Linked DNA regions of Homo sapiens: region 2 is linked to region 1. The links are chromatin loops, found by intact Hi-C in ENCODE. Cell type or tissue: HCT116. All regions are shown on one strand. Links, peaks and the distances in the headings refer to the core of each region. The heading gives the core; the rest is flanking DNA. Region 1 overlaps PDZD7 (PDZ domain containing 7). Region 2 overlaps HIF1AN (hypoxia inducible factor 1 subunit alpha inhibitor).

Region 1 (8,000 bases), core at 1-8,000:
TTCGTGCGCCTCCAGCGCCCCCTACAGCTCGGGCTCCCTGCCGTCGGACCGCATGGACATCTGCCTCGGGCAGGAGGAGCCCGGCAGCCGCGGCCCAGGCTGGGGGCGGGCGGACACAGCCATGCAGACGGAGCCCGATGCGGGAGGCCGGGTGGAGACCTGGTGCAGCGTGCGGCCCACAGTCATCCTCAGGGACACCGCCATCCGCTCGGACGGCCCCCATCCCGGCCGCCGCCTTGACTCTGCGCTCTCTGAGTCTCCCAAGACGGCTTTGCTGCTGGCCCTCAGCCGACCCCGGCCCCCCATCACGCGCTCCCAGAGCTATCTGACCTTGTGGGGTACGTGGGGGATGGGTGGCGGCTGCTCCCTCCACAGCCTCTGGTCCAAAACCTGTCTCACATCCTGTCCCGGGCTCAAACCTCCCTTTGCCCCAGGCCTTGACGAAGCCCTTGCCCAACCCAAGCTCCAGGCTGCTCAGACCCTGCTGTGGGCTCCACTTTAAATTAGTCCTGGACCCCACATTCACCCTTAGTCTCAGCCCCTGTTCCCCGAACCAGCCCTAACCCCAGCCCCTGGATCCTGGAGTTCCCAGGCCTATTTACACACACAGTTGCTCAAACACACGCACGCATGTGTGCCCTTCTCTAACTGGGCCTCAAGGGAGATTCCTTACATAGCCACAGCTGTGCGGTGGGGAAAAGGGTCAGAAAGTCGGAAGAGGAACCGCACTCTCACCCCGGCGTAGCTGCAGATCCTGTCTGCCCTCTCCTCTCCCTTCTCTCTGTCCCTCCCCACACCCCTGCCCCTCGTCCTTCCCTTCTGCCCACCCCTCCAGCTCCCCCGTTGCTCCCTCGTGTCTGCAGAGGAGAAGCAGCAGCGGAAGAAGGAGAAGTCGGGGTCCCCTGGGGAGAAGGGTGCCCTGCAGCGCTCCAAGACGCTGATGAACCTCTTCTTCAAGGGAGGGCGGCAGGGGAGGCTAGCGCGGGACGGGCGCAGAGAGGCCTGGACACTGGACAGCGGGAGCCTGGCCAAAACTTACCCTCGCCTGGACATAGAGAAAGGTAAGTAGTGGGCTGATCAAACAGGAAGGCAAAGTGAAGTCCACTAGCTTCGGCATTCAGCAGTTCTGAGTTGAGATCCCACACCGCGTCTTACCAGCTGAGTCCCTACTCAACCCCTGAGAGCCTCAGTTTCCTCATGAGTAAAATGGGGGTAATAATACCTATTTCTTTTTCTTTCTTTCTTTTCTTTCTTTCTTTCTTTCTTTTCTTTCTTTCTTTCTTTCTTTCTTTCTTTCTTTCTTTCTTTCTTTCTTTCTTTCCTTCCTTCCTTCCTTTCTTTCCTTTCTTTCTTTTTCTTTCTTTTTTTTTTTTGAGATGGAGTTTTGCTCTTGTTGCCCAGGCGAGAGTGTAATGGCACCATCTCAGCTCACTGCGACCTGCGCCTCCCACGCTCAAGCGATCCTCCCACCTCAGCCTCCCAAAGTGCTGGCATGACACGTGTGCATCACCATGCTCAGCTAATTTTTTTGCATCTTTTTGTAGAGATGGGGGTTTCACCCTGTTGCCCAGGCTAGTCTCAAATTCCTGGACTGAAGCTATCTACCCGCCTTAGTCTCCCAAAGTGCTAGGATTACAGCGTGATCTACCACACCTGGCCAATCCCAACTACTCTGGAAGCTGAAGCAGCAAGATCACTTGAGCCCAGGAGTTTAAGACCAGCCTGGGCAACATAGCAAGACCCTGTCTCTAAAGAAAAAAAAAAAGTAAAAGAAAAATAAAGCACGTCTTGGCTCAGCTGCTGATTTAAGCTGGGTCTAAACATCTGAGCAACATCATCAGACATCTGTCCCCCTCCATCTCTCCCATGAGTTGACTTCGCTATTGTGGGGCTTTGCCCACCTGGGGGTAAGATGACCTCTATTGCATAGCAACCCCAGGGGAAAGTGCTTCTCCTTAAATAGTTCCAGCTGAAGTCCCAGGGTAGGCTCTCCCTGGCCCAGCTGAGATCCTGTGCCATGCAGAATAAATCGCTGTGATGTGGGAGGGAAAGTGCTTTTGTTGGCCAGCCTGGGTCATGTACCCACCCTGGAGTACACGGGCTAAGAACAGAGTGGGGTGGGTCCCCAGGGGAAAATCAGGGTGCTGTTTTCAGAAGAGGGGGGTGGATGTCGGATCAACAAAACAACCAGAGGATGAGGAGCTGGACCCTGCTTTGCCCTGGGGTGGGATGTTCTGGGGTCTCAAGGTGATTGTACCATGGGAGAGACAATCCCTTCCAATTACGGCTGCCTGGCCCCTCTCCGTCAGTGCATCTCTCTTCCCACAGTTCCCAAGTCCCTGCCCTCTGCTGGTTCTCCTCCCACCTCTCTGGCCACTCCTCTATCTCCTTCCAAGGCTCCTCTTTTTCCCTCTGTCCCCTGAAGGTAGGTACTTCTCCAAGCTCTGTCCCTGAGGTTCTTCCCTCCATACATTTGCTTCCAAGTGAATTTGCATAAGCAGTGCTCAGACTGCACCCTGTTTTGATCCAAAACCGTCCTGACTCCCCATTGCCTATGAAGGAAGTCCATAGCCTGAGCATTGCCTTCAAGCCCCTCAGGGCCAGGCCTCTTGCCTCCCTATCCCACCTACTTCCAGTCTGAATTCTCCATTCCAGCTTGTCCTGAGCCCTCCTGAACCCCATTTTCAGACTGGGGGCCAAGGCCTGCAGCTGAGCCTCTTTCTTCTTCATAGCAGGGGGCGTGGGCCCGGTACAGAAGTTTGTCACCTGGAGACTGAGACGTGGTAATTCATGCATCCCTTTACCAAGGCCTAGTTTACAGTAGAGCGGCAGATGAGGGTGCATACTGGGGGCCAGCTGAGTGGCTCTGGACTAAATTCAGTCAGGGTCAAGCATGGGGGATCAGGCAGCTAGAATGGTATGTATTGGGGGCAGCTAAAAGAATTGGACTAAGCTGACTAGGAAAGATAGGGTGGCAGACAGATATTGGGATGCATTTTAGGAGCTTGTGTTGGGACTCCCAAAGATATATTTGGGGGTGATGAGGGAGCCTGTGCTGGGCCTCCACTGGGCAACAGACTACTATGACAGTGCATGTTCAGGGGGCCCTGGGGGCACTGGGCTAAGACCCCATTAAGAAACAGACTGGTATAGGGGTCCATGTTGGGGCTGAGGGCTGGGGTTTGTGCTGCATTGGTGGGCAGGTTGCTGTGGGCTACCATGGTGGGGAGCATATAGGCTAGGCTAGGATTCTGCCCCAGGTACCTGGGCTCTCAGCTGGCCAATTCTGGGGCCCAGCCCTGCTGAGGGAAGCCCCTCTCCCCTCCCCTGATGGTTCCTGCCCTGCAGACCAGGAGAGGGGCCGGGCCCTGCTGTCTGCCAGGTCTGGGAGTCCCTCCAGCCAGCTGCCTAATGTGGATGAGCAGGTTCAGGCCTGGGAGAGCCGGCGGCCCCTCATTCAGGACCTGGCCCAGAGGCTGCTGACTGATGACGAGGTGCTGGCTGTCACCCGCCACTGCTCCCGGGTAAGCCTTCATCCCATCCGCAGCCCTGGCACACGGTCCTTCAGTCACCCAGCCCATCATTCATTCAGGCCACTGTCCACTGACCAGTGTCTGGGCTTGACACCAGGAGGCTAGTGGTCAGTAAAATCAGAAGTCACTCCTGTCACACACACACACACACACACACACACATCTGCCAGCTCACAGGAAGAAGAGCTAGAAAATCACTAGAACCTAAACGCCCATGGTGATGAGTCACATGAAGAGCTGAAGAAAAAGAACATGAGACGGTAACCCAGGAGACACACATTAGATGGTGTGGGCTGGGAGGCCCTCCTAGAGGAGGTGATATTTAAGCTGAGAAGAGAAGGAGCGGACAGGTGCCACGTGGGGAAAGTGAGTCCCTGCAGTCGCCTGCCTCTGCCCTCTGCAAGCCTCCATCCTTCACTGCATGCCACCCTCTGCTCCTAGGTCAGCCAGTAAGCCTGGCTTCATGCCAGGTCCTCTCCCCTGTTGCCCAAGTAAGTAATCCTTTGCCTCCCCCAACACCTAAACTGTCGTTCTCTGTTCTCTTCCACTTCAAAAAGAACCAGAGCGCCCCAGGGTGGAGAGAGAGTCAGATTTGAAGGAGTCTCTGGGGCCCACCTGTTGGGGAGGCTGTGGGGCACAGGTCACTCACTCCAGGACTGGCAGGTCCTCTCCTGTCCCTGTCTCAGGAAGGCCTGTGTGTGTACACTGGGCTCTTTGTGAGGAGTCTGCACACTGTGTGTGAGGGCGAGCTGGGGGGTCTTGAAAAATTGTTTGTGGATTCCCTCACCCTTCATCTTACTCAAAGTGGGGCTGTGTTGTATGTCTGTGTGGTGTGTGCACTGGCGTGTCTGTGGGGTACCTGGTTTGTACTGATATGACTGCATGATTGTGTGTGTGTGTGTGCATGTGAGCAAGCACGTGTCTGGCTAGCGTGTGTGTGTGTGTGTGTGTGTGTCCATGCATTGTCACCTGGAGACTGAGACATGGTCATTTATGCATCCTGTTATCAAGGCCCGGTTTGCAGCAGAGCTGCAGATAGGGGTGTGTGCTGGGGGAAGCTAAGGGGCTTTGGGCTAAACTCAGAAAGTGTCACCCTTAGCTCCCAGCGCTAAGTAGGGCAGCGTGTACCAGCCTCCAGTGGGCCGGCAATGCAGGCTTTGGCCACGAGGTGGGGCTCTGGGTCTGTCTCTTTGGAGGCTCCTTTTCCCTCATCCCTCCCTTCTCCTCTGCCCAAACCTCCCACTTGTGCCCCCATACCACCTGCCGAGCTCAACCACCACCCAAACCTGACCCAAGCCCCCCACACCAAGAGATCAGACCCTCTGCGATGGAGCCCTGGCTGGAGTGATGAGTAAAGTTCTCCTAGTGACTGGGGCATGTAGCCCTGAACTCCAGGCTTCCCTTCTCTCCCCATGTGAGCCATCTCTCTACAGCTGCCAGACCAGGAATCAGAAACCCCTGTCTGGTTGGCCAGGCACGGTGGCTCACGCCTGTAATCCCAGCACTTTGGGTGGCCGAGGTGAGCGGATCACCTGTAGTCAGGAGTTCGAGACCAGCCTGTCCAACATGGTGAAACCCCATCTCTACTAAAAATACAAAAAAAAAAAAAAATAGCTGGGCATGGTGGTGGGCGCCTGTAATCCCAGCTACTCGGTAGGCTGAGGCAGGAGAATCGCTTGAACCCTGGAGGTGGAGGTTGCAGTGAGCCAAGATCGTGCCATTGCACTCCAACCTGAGAACAAGAGCGAAAATCCATCTCAAAAAAAAAAAAAAAAGAAAGAAAAGAAACCCCTGTCTGATCGCTGTACACTCCCCAGGCCACCTGGTGACCCATTGTCTTTGGCAGAGGTGACCCATTGTCTTTGGCTCTCACATTCGAGGTCCTCCCAGATTCAACTCCCTAACCCACCAACCTCCACTTTCCCACGGCCGCCGCATAGGTTTATACAGGTTACAACCTGCACAACCTCAGAGACGCTACTCATATAGTCACAGCCTGTGCAGCAGCCCTGCAGGGAGGCTCTTCATGGACCCCATGGCCACGTTTAAACCACTATCTACTCGTTTTTCCACACCACCTTTGCAACACTTTCTTCCCAACTTTTGTGCTGTTCCCTACGTCTATCTTCTAAGAGTCAGTCAAAATACCACCACCTCCATGAAGCCCACTGGGATCTTCCCACCTTCCTCTGAGACTCCCTGTGCCCCATTGCCCATGGTTTGTAGTTCACCAGGGTATGTGACTCATCTTCCCCTCGCTCCCACTAGACCCAGTTCCTGAAGATCTGAGACAGGATCATTGTGCCCCTGCTGGCCAGTACAGGGCCTGGCACTTAGTAGGTACCGAATCCAAGTCCATGGACTTAAAGCGTGTGCACATATGAGGCTGGTTCTGCACCACATGTGTCTCTCCAGACAAAAGGGAATGTATTATTGATATGTGTATGTGTGAGTCGCTGTAACTGTGTGTGGTTTGGGGCCACACACATCATTTGTATTGTATTTATTTCCAGATATTTATGAATGACTCACTCTGACCACCAAGGCATGCTCTGTCTCTGTGCCTGTGCCCATAGAAAGTGTTCTATGCGTGCGTGTCCCTGACTCAGTCTCCCTCTTGCCACGAGGGGGCGATGTGCTGTCCAAATGGGATGGCTCCCAGTGTTCAGGTCTTCAGAGTCAGTGGGGTGTGGCTGGTGGCATCCGGGCAGTGCCAGGCAGAAGGGGCTCCACCCCGCCCCCCTCCAAGGGAACTGATTGGAGAGGCCCTTCCCCAAGGCTCCTATTCTAGCCCCGAACAAAGCCTAATTTGTAGGTCTGTGTGCAGACATATGCTGGGACAGCCAGGCACACAGCCTAGAGTTTGGCTCAAATTCCTTCCTTCTGCCTGGGATGTGGGGGTGGGGAGGAGAGTCCACTCCCTGCACATCCTTTTCCGGCACCAGAGCAGGCAAGAGTTAGACTTCCCGGGTTCCAGTCCCTCTTCACACTTCCTTATCTGTGTGGCTTTGAGTGAAGTCCTTCTCTCTGAGCCTGTTTCCGCATCTGTAAAACGGGAATAATTAATGCCATTTCTCAGGGTGGTTGCTGAGAGACAGTATGTAAAAGGCTTAGAAAAGTGTCTGTCCCAAAGCTGTTATCGATGCTGTTGCCATTTATTGCAGGTCTGTTATTACTGCAGGCTTCCACCCTGTCACCAAGATCAGACCACCCTGTGGCAGCTGGGGGTGGAGTGAACCTTTCCCAAGGCACGCAGGGCTGGATAGGTCCCTACATGCGTAGAAGAAACACCTGCATGCCCTGGTGTCCCCCTCACTCAGCTCTGGAAGCCCCCACTGCTGTCTGACCTGTGCTGCCTCTATCTGCAGTATGTGCACGAGGGAGGCATAGAGGACCTGGTGAGGCCCCTGCTGGCCATCCTCGACAGGCCGGAGAAGCTGCTACTGCTGCAGGACATCAGGTGGGAGGAGGTTGCAGAGAGGGCTTGGGGGCAGGAAGGGGATCCCTGGTACCACCCCCAACCTCCCGAGGGCTGAAGGGCATCCTGGCACCTCCGGAACTGAAATCCTGCCTGCCCCTCCCACCCCTGCTGTCTCTCGCCCTCTCCCAGGAGTGTGGTGGCCCCCACAGACCTGGGCCGCTTCGACAGCATGGTGATGCTTGTGGAGCTGGAGGCTTTTGAGGCCCTCAAGAGCAGGGCAGGTCAGCAGTGGGGGGCGGGGCTTCTGGGTCCTGAGCCCTGCTGGGGGTGGGGATGGGACCCCGTGGTGGAGAGGGCTGCAGAGATTGCCGAGCCCCTTGAGCTGCCTCCGTCCCGGAGCCTGGCGGGGTACCTTGCCGCTGACCTGTTCATCTCTCCAACCAGTCCGGCCTCCTGCTTTGAGACCAGCCCGGCAGGACACGCCACCCAAGCGTCACCTTATCACCCCCGTGCCTGGTCAGTCAGAGTCCCAGAGCCCAGGGAGGGGCACAGCCCTGGGGAGATTAGGGAAAGGAGGATGGGCCTTCTACTTCTTTCCCCACTAGGGGCAGTTGTGGCTTCCAGGCACATTGTGGTTCCCTGAAGGAAAGCTCTTGTCCACCAGAGCCATTTTATCACATCTGCTGGTCACCACCTGTACTATTACTTAATAGTTGGTTTGAAACCCACTCACTTTTAAAATCTAGTCTCATTCTATGCAGTAACCTCTGAGAAATTACGTTTGGTGTGCTAGTCGTATTTTTTCTTAGACACATTAAAATAGAACGGTAACGATTCCAGCAGGAAGCATTAAAATGTAATTCTAGGCCGGGCGCGGTGGCTCACGCCTGTAATCCCAGCACTTTGGGAGGCTGAGGCGGGTGGATCGCTTGAGGTGAGGAGTAGAGACCAACCTGGCCAACATGGCGAAACCCCGTCTCTACTAAAAATACAAAAATGACCTGGGCTTTTTGGTGCACGCCTGTAATCCCAGCTACTCCGGGAGG
Region 2 (10,483 bases), core at 974-8,973, 450 kb after region 1:
CCCCTTTTTATCCCTCTCTAACCCAACCTCTTCCCTGGCTGCATGAGTGATCTCCCCAAATACATCATGTCCCTCATCCAGAACCCCATGGCTCTCCATTGCCCCTGCTTACTGTCCAGATCCCTCAGCCTGCCTCACCCCCACCCTCCCCTCCAGGAAGCCTTGCCCCCTCCTAAGTCTGATTCTTTCCAGCCCCTCACAGACCTCCAAGCTCATTTCCATACCTTTTCCAGCTGCTCCAATAGCTGGAGCTGCAACTCTTCTGAGGAGTTAAATCCCAAGCACCCTTTCCAGCTGAACTTCTCCACACTCTCAACTGGGTATGAATGGCCACTTTTAACACTCCTGGCTCCTGCCACCAAAAGTCAGTAATTCCCTGCTGCCCCACCCCATTACTCCCTCTCCCTACCCCCACAAAAAAAGTCAGTAGTTCCTCCAGGACACTGTTACAGCAAAAATGTCCCTTGTTGAGAACCACTGGTTGGATGCTACTCTCTTGCCTTTCCCCATGGGACCTTCTCTAAATGACTAATATGCCTCAGGACTTTCTTTCACCTGCCTGTAAGTCCTTAGCTTCTGGCTGGAGGCTGTAAGGAGTGATGATGATGAGGAGGAGAAGGAGGAGGAGGAGGAGGATGCTGGCAATGGCAGCACCCTCTTAAGCAGCACTTTCTATGTACTAGACACTGTTTTTTTTTTCAAATCTTCTACATATATTCATTCATTATCATTACAACCCTATGAGATAGTGTTACTATTATTCCTGTTTTTCAGATGAGAAAATTGAGGGAGAAATTAAGTAACTTGCCCAAGGTCACCTACCTAGTAAGTAGCTGATGAAAAGGCATAGCAGAAAGTCAGACTTTGGAGCCACTTCTCAGAAGGGACTGTTATCAAAGCAACAGAAAAAAAGCCTTTCGAAAACCAACTGTCACCAACTGGCTGTGTGACCTTGGCCAAGTTACTTCCCTTCTCTGAACCTCAATTTCCTAATTTGTAAAATGATAAAACAGTACCTAGTTCGCGGTGGTTTAGAAAGGACTCGTGAATATAGAACACTCCTTGGCATGAAGCAAGCACTCCCTTTCTGTACCTCCTCCTGTCCTTCCCTCCACTCATAGCCTACCTCAGATACTTAAAAATCATGACAATGACAATGCCTCACATTTGAACTCAGGCTCTTGAGTCCAGGGTCCAGGCTCTTGACCCCACACACTGCATGGCTGCCCATACTCGTCTATCGGGCCCTCCTGGGCCAGGCTCTGGCAGTTGTCCCTCCCTTCCCCAGGGAGGCCCCTCACTGTCCTCATCGTGTCCTGGCCCCTAGGCCCCTCAGCCTGGCACTGAGCCTATCATTTGTAATCAGGTCAGACCATGGCTTGCTTACTCCATCCTGCCCCAAGATGCAGCATCAGCTTCACCCAAGGCAAATCCCAGCCCAGCTGCACTGCACCTCCGCCCTACCAGGCAGTACATCACACGCCTAGATTGCTCCTTTGACTCCCAAACAAATTCTTCACAACAGCATTTCCACCCCTCCCTCTGTGTCCGTCCAGCCCAGCCTCACCCTGGCCACCCTTACCTGAAGAAGCCAACCTCAACCTTTACTCTTACTTTTAGGAGATCAAAACCTGGGTCCAGGTTGAACCCCATGACTTCCCCTCCTTCTCCCCATTTCTCTGAGGCTTCAACCTCCTGCAGGCCCTGTCCCCCCTTCCCTCTGGAACTCAGCTCCTTCAAGTGTCTGCTCTCTCTGGTAGCTTCCATCTCCCCCTCTCCAGTGGCCCCTTCTCCTATGTCCTCTGTCTACAGATTTGCTCCTCTTCCCCTGGCTAAAAAAGCGTTGCTGCAGTTTCCTTTTCAAAACCCCAACCTGTCTCCAGTCCTCTGTGTACTTCTCAACGGATAACCTATAGCAGTTTATACTTGCTATGCCCCCATTTCCTCTCCACCAACTCACCCTCTAACCCCTACCATTCTGCTGACCTCTTCATCCCCAAATCTAATGACCTTCACTAGGGCCTCACTCCTGTCTCCTGCACTCAAACCCCTCTTCAGAGGTGACCCTGGTTCCCACCCCTCCTGTGTCGTTCTTCCTCCCTCCCTCTCACTGAACTCCACCCTCAGTTCCACTCCTATTTACCTGGGAAATGACTCTCAGGCATGTTCACACCTACCCACCCCCCGCCCAAACCCTCTTTTCTCTCCTTTTCTCCTTGGGTGTTCTCATCTGCCTAATCCTCACTACCTCTATGAAGCTGAGCCCAACCCTGTTTCTTTCCCCTGGGTTCCAGCCTCATACCTCCTGTTGTTGCCAGATACTTTCTGTTGCAGCCAGACCCCTCTGCCCTACGAGCTCACTGTGCTCCAACAATGGTCAGAGCTGTCCTCTTCATCTCTTCACTGCCCTCCAAACCTCAGGAAATTCAGGCCTCTGTAGCTTTGCTCCCCTGAAGACCAACATGTCACAGTGTTCCATCCATATATACATATTTTGGAGACAGAGTCTTGCTCTGTTGCCCAGGCTGGAGTGCAGTGGCGCAATCTTGGCTCACTGCAACCTCCACCTCCTGGGTTCAAGCAATTCTCGTGCCCCAGCCTCCCAAGTAGCTGGGATTACAGGCATGCATCACCACACCTAGCTAATTTTTGTATTTTCAGTAGAGACAGGGTTTCACCATGCTGGCCAGGCTGGTCTCAAACTCCTGGCCACAAGTGATCTGCCTGCCTTGGCTTCCCAAAGTGCTGGGATTACAGGTGTGAGCCACCACACCCGGCCCCAATATATTTTTTCTTCATTTTCATAAATTCATAATCAGGGGGAAAAACACAAAAGATAAATTTTCCCCATTTAAAGATGCAGCTCTAGCTTCCCTCCTTCAAGGGGCCTTCTTTTATAGGCTCCTACCCACCTCTGAGCTCCCAGGTGTTCACCATCAAAGCTCACCACCCACCGCTTGACTCTGCTGTGTCTCTCCCTTCTCTAGGCAATGCACAAGTCCTGTCTCCACACCAGGTACTGGGATCCTCAGAGGCTTACGAAGCTCGGCCTTCACTTAAGGTGTCTACTCTCCAAGACCAAGCTGGGGAAGACAGCATCAGATGGTTTGTAAGTTCTCTTCCAGCTCCAATATTCAAGGATTTGGAATTTGAGGGTTCCTTCTATAACGTTCCTCTGGGAAAGTCTTCAGAGTGTCTTCAGTTAGCAGATATCCACATGTTTGTGAGCTGCTGACAAGAGTGCCCCCCTTTTGGGGAGTTGAGGCCCAAGAGAAACCAAGAGGATCATAAGATACTGTGTGTGGATGTAGGGGTGAGGGAAGTGTCCTGGAGACGAACTCCCTTGAAAATCTCCAATATGCTAACCTACACACACACACACACACACACACACACACACACACACACACACACACACAGTTCACCTAAACCCCCTGGAGGCAGAAACGTTCCCCTAGAAGCTCTTAAGGAGCATCCTCTTCCCCTCTTTCTCCAAAAAAGGGAATAGTCAGTATCCTGGGGCTCAGTGCCTCACCACAAACCACAAAGCATGGCTGCCCCCATGGGGCTTCACTGAGCATGGCAGCCTCCATTACCCGTCCTCCTGCCCCCATCAGGACAGAACCAACCTCCATCTCCAGCTCTCCAAGAAAAGGCCAACGGACTCCGCCGTTCCTCCAGTTCTTTCCCCTCTCCCACTCCTCCCAGTAGGCTGAGTCCACTCCCTGCAGCAATCCATCACCCTCAACACGCCCGTCCACCCACACCCCCACCTCCCCGCTCCTGAGCGGCACCCACACACATGGACGGTCCTCGGTTCATCTCGCCCTAGGTCTCCAACGCCCATCTGGAGCTTCCAGGGTGCGCCCGGATCCCAGCCCCGGCCGCCTCCTCCCGCCACCCGGGCCAGAGCTGCCTGAAGAGCAAGCCGGTGTCCTCGGCAGCCCCGCCCCGGGCTCTGAGGACTAGATCTCATCCCTAAACGAGGTCAGAGGACCACGGACCTCAGACTCACCTGGGAAACTGGTCACAAATACAAATTCCTGGGCCCCATCCAGAACTGCCGAATTATTCTGGCGGTGGAACCCGAAACCCGCCCTGCCTGCAGCCCCTCCGGCGAGCCCGAAACGGTACAGACCCAGGGCCCCGTCCGACGCCCGACCCCTCGCCCCAGTGCCCCCGAACGTGGCCGCCACTCTGCTTTGAACAGCGAAGGAACTCGAGACAGAGCCGAGCTGGGCTGCGGCCAGCCCACGGCCAGTCGGCGGAAGGTCGGGGGCCCCAGGCTCTTGCGCGGCCCCACAGACCCTTGCGTCAGAAGAGTGGCCCCCCGCGCCATGGGCTCTGCGGCCAGGAGGCCACGTGCGACGTCGCTCAGGCCGGAACACGTGGCTCCAGCAGAAGCCACATCTGGATTCTACACGTGCTGGGCTGCGGGCGAGGTTCTTCCACACCACAGGCGTCTTCTTGCCACCCAGGAGACCTGGGCCGGCAGCTTCCCTGCAGTGCGGGGCCCACGGGCTCCCCGCAGTGGGGAGTGCGAGAAACGCAACTGCGACCTCGCCGCGCACTCCGCTTCCGCCATTGGCTCAGGATCCCTGCGTGGAGCGAGGGCGCCACGCTGCGACTGCAGCAGGGACGGCACGTCCCAGGGGAGAGCGCGGGAAATATGGTGCGTGAGGTCCCAATTTCCAGGTTCCCTCCCACCTCAATGACTCGTTTTATAGCCGCCCCCTCAGGCTGACCTCTACCCTAGACCCCGTCTAACTAATCGCTAATCCCCTGACCTCAGGAAGGCCAGGGATGAGAGTCACAGGCCAATGCCTCTGGGCAGCCATAGGAAGTGAGGAAATGCAGACCCCAAATTTTCCCCTAAATCCTAGAAATATGCTCCAGATAAAAGTCTTTGCCTGGGTTCAGATTCTAGACTCCTGTCCTTCATTCCAGAAATTTCAGCACCATAGAATCACTGGCAAGTCTCGGACAGTATTCAGGCCCACTGCCATGGTGGCTTCCTATCAAAAATATTCTCATTTGTCACTGACCTTAGCAGGGGAAAAGACCTCAGAATTGGACCCAGTGCTCAGAGGTGGCCTGACCATCTCAGAAAGCAGTGGGGTAACACCTCCCTTGATCTGGCTGCTCCGTTTGGTTAATGCAATTCATGGCTGTGTTAGGATTTTAGCAGTCACATCACACAGTTGACTCATATTGAGCTTGCAGTCAACTAAACCCCCCAGGTCTTTTCTTCATGAACTGCTGTCAAGCTGGGCCAACCCCTACAACCGGTACTTATGTCATTGATTTTGTTTTAACCTAAGTGCAGGACTCTACATTTATCCCTGTTAAGTTTAATCTTGTTGGTTCCAGCCCAGTGTTCCAGCCTGTTGAAATCGTTTTGAATCCTGACTCTTTCATGCAAAGTATTAACTGCCCCTCCTAGCTCTATCACCTGCAAACTTGATGAGCCTGCTGCTTCGGTCAGTTGTCAATAAAAATGTCAGAGAGGACACAGGCCCAGACTGAGCCCTAAGGCATACTGCTGGAGACTTCCCTCTAGTCTAGGCTGACATGGATCCATTAATCAACCCTCACTGGGTCTGACTGTTCACCAAGCTTCCTAGCCATTTGGTTCAGATGCTTCTGCCACAACTAGATAACATGAGAGGCTTTGTCAGAAATTTGTCAGAGGCTTTGCTGGAAATTTCTCTTGCCCAGGCTGTGGCCCCCACATCAAGCTTAGGCCTTCTTTCTACCCTCCACACCCCACCATCATTTGTTTACTCATAACTTTAGGGGATTATATTTCCAATGGTGCCCCCTCCTGCATGACTTAATATTTCTGAGCTTCAGGATCACCTTGGGTGTGCCTTTGCTATTTCATATCCCATCATCCTATGCCTCCTCTGAGACCTCATTCTCTTAAATTCTCTGTCCTGCCACCTTCTCTGCCTATAAATGTGCAGTGGCCTCCCTTGCCTAAAAAGCTCTCTACTAGCTGCCCCCTTAAACTGTGGTTGGCTTCTGCCTCTGTCCTTCTTTTGAAAATCCAAACACTTCCAAACTCACCTTTCATGTCTCCTAAGCCTTTAGCAATCTGGGCTGCCAATCTCTCAGCTGAGCAACCATATTGCCCAAGCAGTGGACAGTGATGGTGGAGATAGAAGCAGAAGATTCACAACCACATCACAAAGATCAGATATGGTGGCTGCATAAAGCAGAGAGCCCAGGACCCCTCACAGACCAAAGTCAGGCTGCGGTCAAACTAGGCAGGTGACCAGAATGTTCAAAAGGACTGAGACATGAGGTCAGAGCCTAGGCAAAGTGCCTGGTCACAGACAAGAGCAGTGAACACTGAGAAGCCTGAGCCTGGGGACTTCTTACACAGTTGCTATAGGGGTTGGAATCAGTCCTGGAGCCAGGTCAGCTGGGAAGACAGCCTGGCTGGAGGGGGGAATGATGTGAACAGAGAGAGGTAGGGCCTACACTTTTCCTGAGCCCTTATTCTAGGCTGCCCAGCATCAGTTGTTAGCAACTCCAGAGTGCCTCAAGTTCAGGGCCATACCCTCAAATATCTATGTGGGCCAGACAGGTCACGTGAGTGAGATCTAGGGTACAACAGTGAAGAGTGGAGATTGACAAACTGAAAGGAACACAGCCAAGGGGGCAGTTGCTCTTCAGCTCCAGCCAACTGCTGTCACATGGGAAAGGCGATTTCATTACTGCCAGATCTGATTTTCCAAAGAGAGAAATCTTTTTAGGTCAAGTTTCTGATCTTTAATGTTGTCAATTTTTTAAAACTTTCAAAAACTTGTATTGGCCAAACAAAACCATGTCTGTGGCCGACTGGACTAGCGGTGGCCATCTTTTAACGGCTGCTAGTTACGTGGTACTTGTAGAGGCTAAGTGACTTGGGTGTGTGGTAATATTACATTTAGAACCCACTCTCTGAGTTTCTTAATGTCAATGAGAGTGACTTTGGGTTATATAGAAACAATTTATATTCATAAATTACTTTGGTTAAAAAATATATTCAAGGCCAGGCACAGTGGCTTATGCCTGTAATCCCAGAACTTTGGGAGGCTGAGGCAGGACTGCTTGAGCCCAGGTGTTCGAGATCCGCCTGGGCAATGAAGTGAGGCCCCTGTCTCTACAAAAAATAAAAAATTAGCCAGGTGTGGTGGCATGTGCCTGTGATCCCAGCTACATGGGAGGCTGAGGCAGGAGGATCACTTGAGTCCAGGAGGTTGAGGCTGCAGTGAGCCATGCTTGCCCCACTGCACTCCAGCCTGCGTCGAAAAGCAATGCCCTGTCTCAGAAAAGAGCAAACTATTCACCTCTTCAAAGTTACATATCCAAAATCCTCTCTTTTCTAAGCTTTTAAGTTCTGCTAACAAATCTTATTATTTTGCTTATAAAACAAAAAAGTTTAATGTTTGATCCAACTTACATTTAACTAAACTCCTTTAAACACTTAAATGGCATTTATATGATTAATGTATTTGATTTCCTTAAGTACTTAATTTATCTGACCAAGACAAAACCTGATCAAGTACTTATATTTCCAATAAATTAAGTTTATAAATACAGGAAATCTTAAGTTGTTCTAAATGTTCTAAAACTACAGAAAGACTTAGCAATGATTGTACCACTGTACTCCAGCCTGGGCAACAGAGTGAGACTCCGTCTCAAAAAAAAAAAAAAGAAACTTAGCAAAATTTCAACTTAAAATTCGAGTATAAATACACACTTTTTAGTTGGCATTACAAAGCAAACCTGTTACTCTCACAAATGCTCTTCCATATGTCAAGGACTTAAAATACAAACTGCATAGATCCTTACAGCAAATAGTAATGATGTGGGGGTTTGATGTTTTTAAACACACCTGTTCTTCATCCTAAGTCCTCCATCATTAAAAGATGCACACCTACCAAGGAAACACCTGATGCCACTGCATGTATTTTGGAGGTTATCTTCTCAGATGACTGAGATTGCAGAACAACCAGATATGTTGGTTGGGCCACTGACTAGACTGTGAAAGGACCCAGAAAGTGCTATTTGTGGCCTCATAAAGCCCTATCACATGGCCTCCATTACATAAAAAGGCAGTCAGTCAGCTCACATCCCTGAGTTTGACGCTATTCAGGGCCTAACTGCACTTTCTCACAGAAGTCTAGAATCCCATCTAGGCTGTCAGATACCTTGTCTCAGTGGCAAATTTCCTTGGCTGTCAAAACACAAAATGTCTTCTCATCTTGATGATTTCTGCTTTTTATTTCTAGGTGAACCACTGCTCTTAAGAGTGTTTGTTTTTTCAAGAGATGGGGTGTCACTATGCTGCCTAGGCTGATCTCAAACTCCTGGCCTCAAGCTTCCTCCTGACTCAAGCCTCCCAAAGTGTTGGGATTACAAGTGTGCACGACTGTGCCTAGCAACTCTTAAGTTTTTCAGATGAAACCTGGTTGAATGCAGGATTGCTGTAACAACTTTGACTTCTGGTCACAATTCCTAAGGTTCTCCTGACAGAATGCTGGCCTCCTCACCCTTAGTTCAGGGTCTTGTCCTCCGCTCCTCATTGCCTATCATCGTTTAGCTTTCCCCTCTAGAACACCCATCTTCTTTCTTGAGACTCTCACCTCTTAGCATCACCCTTTCTGCACCACACCCCCATGCCAACGATTCCCAGAGGTCCCTACTCCATCTCCAGTACTGTGGAGTCCTGCTCCCTTCTCCATGATTCTTCCCCATTCACACTCATGCTCCCTCTTACAGAACTGATCTCTCCTCAGAAAAGGGAAATCTGATGTTACTTGTTCACACTAAGACATGCACAGTTGAGTCCTCCTGTTTATGCTGGGTAAACGATGCTTCCTAAGAAGAAATGGAGGAAAAGAAACTAACATTTACTGAGCACTTACTAGGCACTAAGTTCTGAATTAACTTAGTTAGTTAATGAGTTGTCTCATTCATTCTCAATAGCCACATAAGAGGACCTATTAAGAAATCCAGGGCCAGGTGTGGTAGCTCGCACCTGTAATCCCAGCACTTTGGGAGGCCAAGGCAGGCAGATCACCTGAGGTCGGGAGTTCGAGACCAGCCTGACCAACATGGAGAAACCCCATCTCTACTAAAAATACAAAATTAGCCAGGCATGGTGGCGCACGCCTGAGTCCCAGCTACTCGGGAGGCTGAGGCAGAATTGCTTGAACCTGGAGGAGGTGGAGGTTGCAGTGAGCCAAGATCACGCCACTGCACTCCAGCCTGGGCAACAAGAGCGAAAACTCCATCTCAAAAAAACAAACAAACAAAATCTCCCGAAACCCCCACTCCCAATATCTCAACAACCAGCATTTATATAGTGCTCAGTTTACATAGTATTTCCACACACATTGGCAGGTCATCATATTATTAACCAATTTTTTTAAATGAGGGGACCGAAGCATAGCGAGATGAACACCCCCAAAGGCACCCAGCCTGTGCAAAGTCCACTGACATTCTCACTTAGGTTCACTGGCCAGAAGCTTGTGTTCTCTCCACTCAGCCACACTGTGTCCTCCACAGACATCCTCCTGCCCCATTTCCTTTACTCTTCTGGGAATCAGATGGCAACCCAGAACCAAGGTCTCTGTTCCTGTTCCTCAAGACCCTGCCCTATTAAACCCTTTCTGTCCCCAGCCCAGCACTTCATGGACTTTCAGTCCCTTCCACAACTTTATCTTTTCCATCTTGCTTTTCCTGCCCCAGTCATCTCTTCTGTGATTTCACTTCAAGCACCATTATCTTGAGAGTCAGAGTAGGATCAGAAAAGCCTTGCTGCTGTAGTCTCTCCAGACACTAAGGAAACACTTTTCAGAGACACTTGGTCTTCATAATAAAACATTTTCCTGAGTGCTTGAGCCAGGTGTTTTAAAAACATTATCACGAGCCCTTATAACAATGCTACAAGTTATGTGCTATTTCCTACCCCTCACAGAGGAAGAGGTTGAGACCCAGAGACACTGACTTACCTAAGGTTAGAATTAGCTAGTGGCAAATGGTGATTCAAACCCAGGAGTCACCTCCAAAGCCTCTGTTCTTGTCAGTGCATCACACAAACCCTTGTGAGAACAATGACCATGCAGACTGTAGGTGGGGTTTTGTTCAAATATGATCAAAAATTCACAATTCAAAAACTTGGAGGCAACGTTCTTAAATCCATGGTCCTACCTCTAGACTAGCAAGGCAGACTCTGACAATCTCTACCCATCAGTAACCTCTGACTCTTACTAGCATGACAGCCTCTGTGACAATCTCGTCTCCTGCATCCTTGTGCACATCCCAGGGTCTCCTTCTTGCCTTCTGACTGTGCTGCTGGCTCATACAAACCTTCAATGCCTCTTTAGGAACTGTCCTTTTATCTCCTTGGGGAGCAGCAGCTCCAATGTCTTATTTTCACCCAGTATGTTTCAGGTATTTTTAGTATTGTTAAAAATATTTTTGGAAG

Evidence for each region. A loop is a pair of places that touch in the nucleus more often than their neighbours do. Peaks named below come from ENCODE experiments on the same cell type or tissue, not always from the same donor. Only the 100,000 strongest peaks of a DNase experiment are listed, where the experiment ranks them.
Region 2: it touches region 1 in a loop (17-fold over the local background); 17 of 110 quality-filtered maps call a loop at or near these places.

The regions. Positions count from the first base shown.
Region 1 is chr10:101,011,160-101,019,159 of GRCh38, reverse strand. PDZD7 (PDZ domain containing 7) reads left to right here. Exons shown (of 17, transcript NM_001195263.2): 8 at 1-338; 9 at 864-1,061; 10 at 2,733-2,783; 11 at 3,349-3,524; 12 at 6,902-6,993; 13 at 7,144-7,235; 14 at 7,399-7,470. Among named protein-coding and RNA genes, the nearest start is that of LZTS2, 15 kb to the right of the region's middle. RefSeq lists enhancers at 4,869-4,918, 5,887-6,016. In HCT116, for the core only: CTCF peaks have their summits at 17 (motif pointing left), 4,692 (motif pointing right), 6,047, 7,562 and 1 weaker place; DNase peaks (open chromatin) are centred at 29, 4,711, 5,849, 6,129 and 1 weaker place; H3K4me3 peaks cover 1,024 bases; H3K27ac peaks cover 1,779 bases.
Region 2 is chr10:100,556,270-100,566,752 of GRCh38, reverse strand. HIF1AN (hypoxia inducible factor 1 subunit alpha inhibitor) reads right to left here. Exons shown (of 8, transcript NM_017902.3): 8 at 6,755-10,483. Among named protein-coding and RNA genes, the nearest start is that of HIF1AN, 26 kb to the right of the region's middle. RefSeq lists enhancers at 3,568-4,205, 4,208-4,257, 4,368-4,447, 4,206-4,844. In HCT116, for the core only: CTCF peaks have their summits at 3,577 and 4,605; a DNase peak (open chromatin) is centred at 4,582.